Linked DNA regions of Homo sapiens: region 1 is linked to region 2. A link is a contact called in ENCODE Hi-C data. All regions are on one chromosome and are shown on one strand. Each heading gives the region's core, a stretch centred on a gene start or an enhancer-like site at or near the end of the contact. The rest is flanking DNA. Distances are from core to core; before and after follow the strand shown. Region 1 overlaps LOC105377271 (a long non-coding RNA gene). Region 2 has its middle 180 kb from the start of GC.

Region 1 (3,097 bases), core at 490-2,989, 40 kb before region 2:
AGGCACAGACCAAGCATCCTCCCTCAGCTAGTTAATCAAAAATAATTGGTTTCTACGGTCCATGGAAATGCTAAGGCAAATCCAGGTGGGCCAAGAAAATGTGGACAGGGTACTAACAGCATCTGCTACTCTACCATTTACCAAGAACCTAACTCTCCTGTCTCAAATAGAAGGCATCAGTTATATTTTTAAGTCCACATAAAAATAAACCTATAAGTGTTTCTTTTTTATACAATTATCCAAGTCCCACCTAAAAATATTTTGTTCTACCAGTTCTATGGATTCTACAGATTGGTAAAAGATGTGATGAGCAAACACTAAAGAACTATTATGTATCGGTAATATATACATAATAACTGTGCGAATAAGATGATGAATTTAAAGGAAGAAAGATCATATGTAGGGAAACCATATGGGAGACTACTATAATATCCATAGCATTAACTAAGGCAGTAACTGTGAGTGGAATGGAGAGTGATAGTTTTGAAAGACATTAATGAATGAAATTTATAGGACTAATTGATAGAAAATGAGGATTAGAGGAGTGAAGGAATTAAAATATAATTAATATATTTCCCTTCTTTTAGATATGCAAGTTAAGTACTTAACAGCAATCAAGTGGAGAGAAATTATCGATGTCAGAAATATCTAGTAGAAATCCTTCACACTGAAGTTCAAACTAATGCCACAGGTGATTTAGATACTTTCCAAAGTTTAAGAACCTCTGTTTTATATGATACTACTGGAATCCCTTCTCAAAAGATTTGAGTGTCATTAATTGGCCCATAGGTAACAATTCCCAGAATATCATCTATTTTAGGTGTTCAAAGTTTTTTATGGAAATTTGTAATATCATATTAGCAGGAACCAAGAAGTTTAACTACACAGCTGTCAGACTTCCAGTTACTGCCTTGGCAAAAAGTCAAGTGATATTTTAATCATTGTCAGACACCATTCTTAGCAAGAAAAACTTTCCAGGAAAAGAAGGTAAACTGAGAGAAGAATTGCATAACTCTAATCCAAGTACCAAAATATAAATATCTCCTATTCTGTTTCCAGTAAGCACTGAATGAATATCAATTGAGGCAGCTCCAGAATGATGCAAGATGAATTCATAATTGGCCATTCAAACTTATTAATTGCCCCATATTAAGCTCACAATATGTTACCACCTGGTTGCCATGCTGCTAAAACAAACCAGCTGTAACACATTCTTTCCACCTGAGGGATTGATTGAATGCCACAGTCAACAGAAGACTGTATCTCTCCCAAGTTCGCATGCAGATTTCTTGTAACAAATAATTTTTAACAAAAAGATGTTCCTTTTTTCCAGCTTCCTAATGACTGAGAAGTTTAAAGATATCCTTAAATTTAAGCAAAAGGAAAAGGAGGTAGATTTAGTATGAGAGGACTTATTGACCTTTTAGGGGTAATGGTAAAATATAAATCCCAGAAGATCTTCAAGAAAAGTAAAAACACTGAGTGATTTAGTCCGGACTTTATTCATTCATCAAGTATTTATGAAATGCCTATTTTATATGTAACAGGTACTTTCGCTGAATGTGGGTGATATAGCAATGAATAAGACAAGCAAAGTGAATTCTATGAACACCACAGTAGTAATTATGTAATAACCAGTTTTTCTGGTTTCTAGAGTTCGCTGGTTTCCGTACTTTAAATACTCCCACTGTGGCCAATTTCAAGTCACTGACATGGCATCACTGGGAAGCTGGGAAATGATGCAACACAGTTGGCCTTCATGAGCTGGTAGGAACCAACTTCAGCACTCCTCTGGAACACTGGTACAGTGAGGCTTTCAGAAAAAGAGGGTGGTTGAATTATGTAGAAATATAAGTTTTGAGAAACGCTATATCCCTTTATTGTATACTGCATCATTCTCTTAGAGGTTTTTTAAACACTTTAGTTCAACAAGGAGTCATATGGCTAAAAACCTAAAATTATTTACCTAGTGTTTCTCCAGGAGATTTGGCCACAGACCAGCTTGCCAGCCTGCATAATCCTTAAACTCGTAATCAGCTCCTGGAGAGTTGGAAAGTTGGTGCGTCTGACTGTGAAGAACTTAAATGGAATGATCTCAGAATTTGTATGACTGGAAAACCAGGTATACCTTATCTATTTCTAAGACATTTAGGAAATGGCCAGATTTTATTTTGTTTTGTGAACTACATAAATCCTTTATTTTGTTTTTCTGAATTCTTCCTTGTTCATCCAGGTAAGGCTGATTGATGGGGGCGGGGAGTAAAACTGTCAGAAGTTGGAACCAGAGTAACTCCATCTTATAGGGGCGGGTAAAATAAGGCTGAGACCTACTGGGCTGGGTTTCCAGCAGGTTAATGCATTCTTAGTCACAGGATGATACAAGAGGTTGGCACAAGATACAGATCATAAAGACCTTGCTGATAAAACAGGTTGTAGTAAAGAAGCTGGCTACAACTCACCAAAACCAAGATGGTGAAGAGAGTGACCTCTCGTTATCCTCACAGCTACACTCCCACCAGCACCATGACAGTTTACAAATGCCATGGCAACATCAGGAAGTTACCCTATATGGTCTAAAAAGGGGAGGCATGAATAATCCACCCCTTGTTTAGCATATAATCAAGAAATAACTATAAAAATGGACAACCAGCAGCTCTTGGGGCTGTTCTACGGAGAGCCATTCTTTTATTCCTTTACTTTCCTAGTAAACTCACTTTCACTTTAAGGACTTGCCCTGAATTCTTTCTTGCATGAGATCCAAGAACCCTCTCTTGGGGCCTGGATTGGGACCCCTTTCCAATAACAAAACTAAACCAGCTATTTTATATAATAACAACTTGACCAAAACAACAACTTAGAAAGGCTTTGGAAATGTTGGTTTAAATTATGATTGGATCAATAATCTAGCCTTTTTTTTCAGACCAGCACAGACAACTGAGAAATTGTGATAAATGACTTACACCTTTATAACAGACAAAATTGTGAAGATACTTGAAAATTAATTTTCTTACTTGATAGTTAGATTCAAAACAATGAACTAAATTAGAAAATATCCAGTAATGATTTCAATTGCAGGTTTAGAATGTATGTGATTCAG
Region 2 (3,140 bases), core at 295-2,794:
TGAAGGGTAAAACTCAGGAACAGACCAATGGGAGAGATACACAGGGCAAGGTATGGGAGAGAAAATAGAGCTTCCATGCCCCATCTGGGCACACCACCCTCCAGGAACCTCTGCATGTTCACCAGCCTGGAAGCTCTCCAAACCCCATTGTTTATGTTTTATTTAAGGAGGTTTTATTACATACACATAATTGATTAAATCATCAGCCATTGTTGATTAGGACAGAGTCCAACCTTTCTGCACTCCCTGAAGGTTGGGGAGTGGGGCTGAAATTTCCAAGCTTCTAGACAAAGTTTGGTCTTTCTGGCCCCCAGTCTCTATCCTGAAACTATATTAGGGGCCCAGCAAGAGAGTTGCTTCATTGGAAAAAAAGGTGCTTCTATGATTGTTATCAATCACGAAACTCCAAGAGTTTTGGAAACTCTGTGCCAGGAACAAAATCCAAATTTCTTTCTATGATACCACACTGATCTTGTAATTATTATCCTTCTTAAGATTTATCACAGTTTGCATATATTTATTTATTCACTTGAATAATTCTTTGCTAAATTCATTATTTCTCACTAGACTGTGAATTCCATGAAATCAAAGAGCATCTCTATTTTGGTCACATTATTGCATAACATATGCCTGGTACATGGTATGCGCTTAAAAATATTTACAGAATGAATAATTTCCTTCAGAAAATGTTCATCACATATTGTGGATTTTGAATTAACTTCTGGAACCATATCTAAGAAAAGGGTTTTTTTTTGTTTTTTTTTTTTGAGACAGTCTCACTCTGTCTCCCAGGCTGGCGTGCAGTGGCATGATCTCAGCTCACTGCAAACTCCGCCTCCCGGGTTCAAGAGATTCTCTTGCCTTAGCCTCCCAAGTAACTGGGATCACAGGCACCCACGACCAGGCCTGACTAATTTTTGTATTTTTAGTAGAGACAGGGTTTCACCATGCTGACCAGCCTGGTCTCGAACTCCTGACCTCAGGTGATGTACCCACCTTGGCCTCCCAAAGTGCTGTGATTGCAGGCGTGAGCCACTGTGTGCCCAGCAATTTTTTTTTTTTTTTTTAGAAATGAGGTCTCAGTATGTTACCCAGGCTGGTCTCCAACACCTGGTCTCAAGCAATCTGCCAGCCTCAGCCTTCCAAGTGCTAGGGTTACAAGCATAAGCCACCACATCAGCCTAGAACACACAATTTTAACATAATCAGATAAACATAAAAATAGCAATTATTAGCATGTTGATTATTTGCAATTCACCTTAAGGACAACTTTATTGATTATTATCTATTATTATCTCCACTTAACAGTTGAGGAAACTGAAACTCAGGAAAGGTAAGCAATTTGCCTAATTTTACACGGTCGATGATAGAAGTTAAATAGCAAGTGCTCTGAACACTCTCTTAAGAGACAGAAAGAACTTACTCACCCTGAGGGAGTTGAAAAAGGTTTCACTGAGAAGTGACACTTGATCTGAATTTTAAATAATGAGTCAGAGGTTTCCAAACAGAAAAATGGTATGAGGGCATTCCAGGAAGAAAAAGGTATGCATAAATGTGGGAAAGGGCATGACATATTTGTTTAAGGCAAAGAGTTCACAGGAGCTGAATTCCTAAGTTACTTGGCAGAAAGTACACAGAAAAGAGGCAACAAAATTAGGTTTGGACCAAATTGGGAAAGGCTTGCATTAAATCTAATCTGGACAAGGGAAAACCAATGGTGGATTTGGTCTAAAAAAAAAAATCCAGGTAGCTTTCTATGACTTAAAATGCTAGGTATATACAATTCTGCCAAAGAGAAACAAAAGTGTCAGACTTATTGAAACACACAGATGATAAAAGACAAAAGTTAGGAGTTCCTCATTTAAAATAAACCAACAGCTCTCTTCCTCTTTTCTTCACTTCCTTTCCTGGACACTTCAGTCCTAGCCAACCAGGTGTAGTTGAGCATGTGTCCATCTCAGCCTGGGAGAGCCACAGTGGTCAAGAGTGAGAATTGAGAGCAAGCTAAGGGTAATGAGAGCGTCCACCAAAGGAGGCAGCCCAAGGTGGCCTGACAGTGCTTCAGTAGGATAAGGAAAACATCCATGTGAGCAGGCAGCCTGGCAGCAGGTGTTGGAACCTGAGCACATCTATAGAGGCATAGCCCAGGTGCAGGATCTCAAAGCCAAGCAGGGTAAGGAAGACACCCCTGAAGGGGTGAGCCCAACACAGGGAGTCAAAGCCCAAGCAGCATGAGGAGGGTGTCTGTGTAGGAGGGATGGCATGATAAAAAGAACTGGGTGTCCAGGTCAGGTAAGGAGGATGTCTGGGTATGGGGGGTGATCCAGTGTAGAGTGTCAAGACCAGTTGTGGTGAGGAGGGTTTCTTTCTGGGATAGTGGCCAAATGTGGGGTGTAAGAGCCTAATGGGAGTAAAGAGAGTGCCTGCATGGGTGCCGTGATGTGGCAGTAGCCAGGAATGAGGATGTAAAACCTGAATGGAGTGACGAGGATGTCCCCATGAGGAAAGAAATAGGATCAGCAATGGTGAGAGGTGAAGCCAGTGGACTTCATGCATCGAATGGGGACTTGGAGAACTTTTCTGTATTACAAGAGGATTGTAAAACACAGCAATCAGCACTCTGTAGCTAGCAAGGGGATCATAAAATGCACCAATCAGCGTGTTGTAAAATGTACCAATCAGCGTGTTGTAAAAACGCACCAATCAGCACTCTGTAGCTAGGAAGAGTATTGTAAGATGCACCAATCAGCACTCTGTAAAATGCACCAATCAGTGCTCTGTAAAATGGACCAATCAGCACTCTGTAAAACGCATCAATCAGCAGGATCCTAAAAGTAGCCAATCACAGGGAGTATTGAAAAAAGGGCACTCTGATAGGACAAAAACAGAACATGGGAGGGGACAAATAAGGGAATAAAAGCTGGCCACCCCAGCCAGCAGCAGCAACCCGCTGGGGTCCTCTTCCAAGCTGTGGAAGCTTTGTTCTTCCACTCTTCACAATAAACCTTGCTACTGCTCACTCTTTGGGTCTGTGCCATCCTTAAGAGCTGTAACACTCACTGTGAAGGTCTGCAGCTTCATTCTTGAAGTCAGCAAGACCATGAACCCACTGGAAGGAACCAACTCCGGACACAATGGGA

Evidence for each region. A loop is a pair of places that touch in the nucleus more often than their neighbours do.
Region 1: a loop to region 2 is called in a map of PC-9, with 5 times the contacts of the local background. The contact joins two enhancer-like sites. A Hi-C loop is called at or near these places in 4 of 168 maps with a recorded cell type or tissue (IMR-90, PC-3, PC-9 and 1 more).

Annotation. Positions count from the first base shown.
Region 1 is chr4:71,647,238-71,650,334 of GRCh38, reverse strand. The region is part of intron 3 of LOC105377271 (a long non-coding RNA gene); the gene reads right to left. Among named protein-coding and RNA genes, the nearest start is that of GC, 140 kb to the left of the region's middle. Within about 2 kb of position 1,739, at least 3 of the 41 ENCODE cell types and tissues checked have a DNase peak (open chromatin) inside an H3K27ac peak, as active enhancers do; they include PC-3 and PC-9, where a contact is called at or near this core.
Region 2 is chr4:71,606,860-71,609,999 of GRCh38, reverse strand. No RefSeq gene overlaps it. Among named protein-coding and RNA genes, the nearest start is that of GC, 180 kb to the left of the region's middle. Within about 2 kb of position 1,544, at least 2 of the 41 ENCODE cell types and tissues checked have a DNase peak (open chromatin) inside an H3K27ac peak, as active enhancers do; they include PC-3 and PC-9, where a contact is called at or near this core.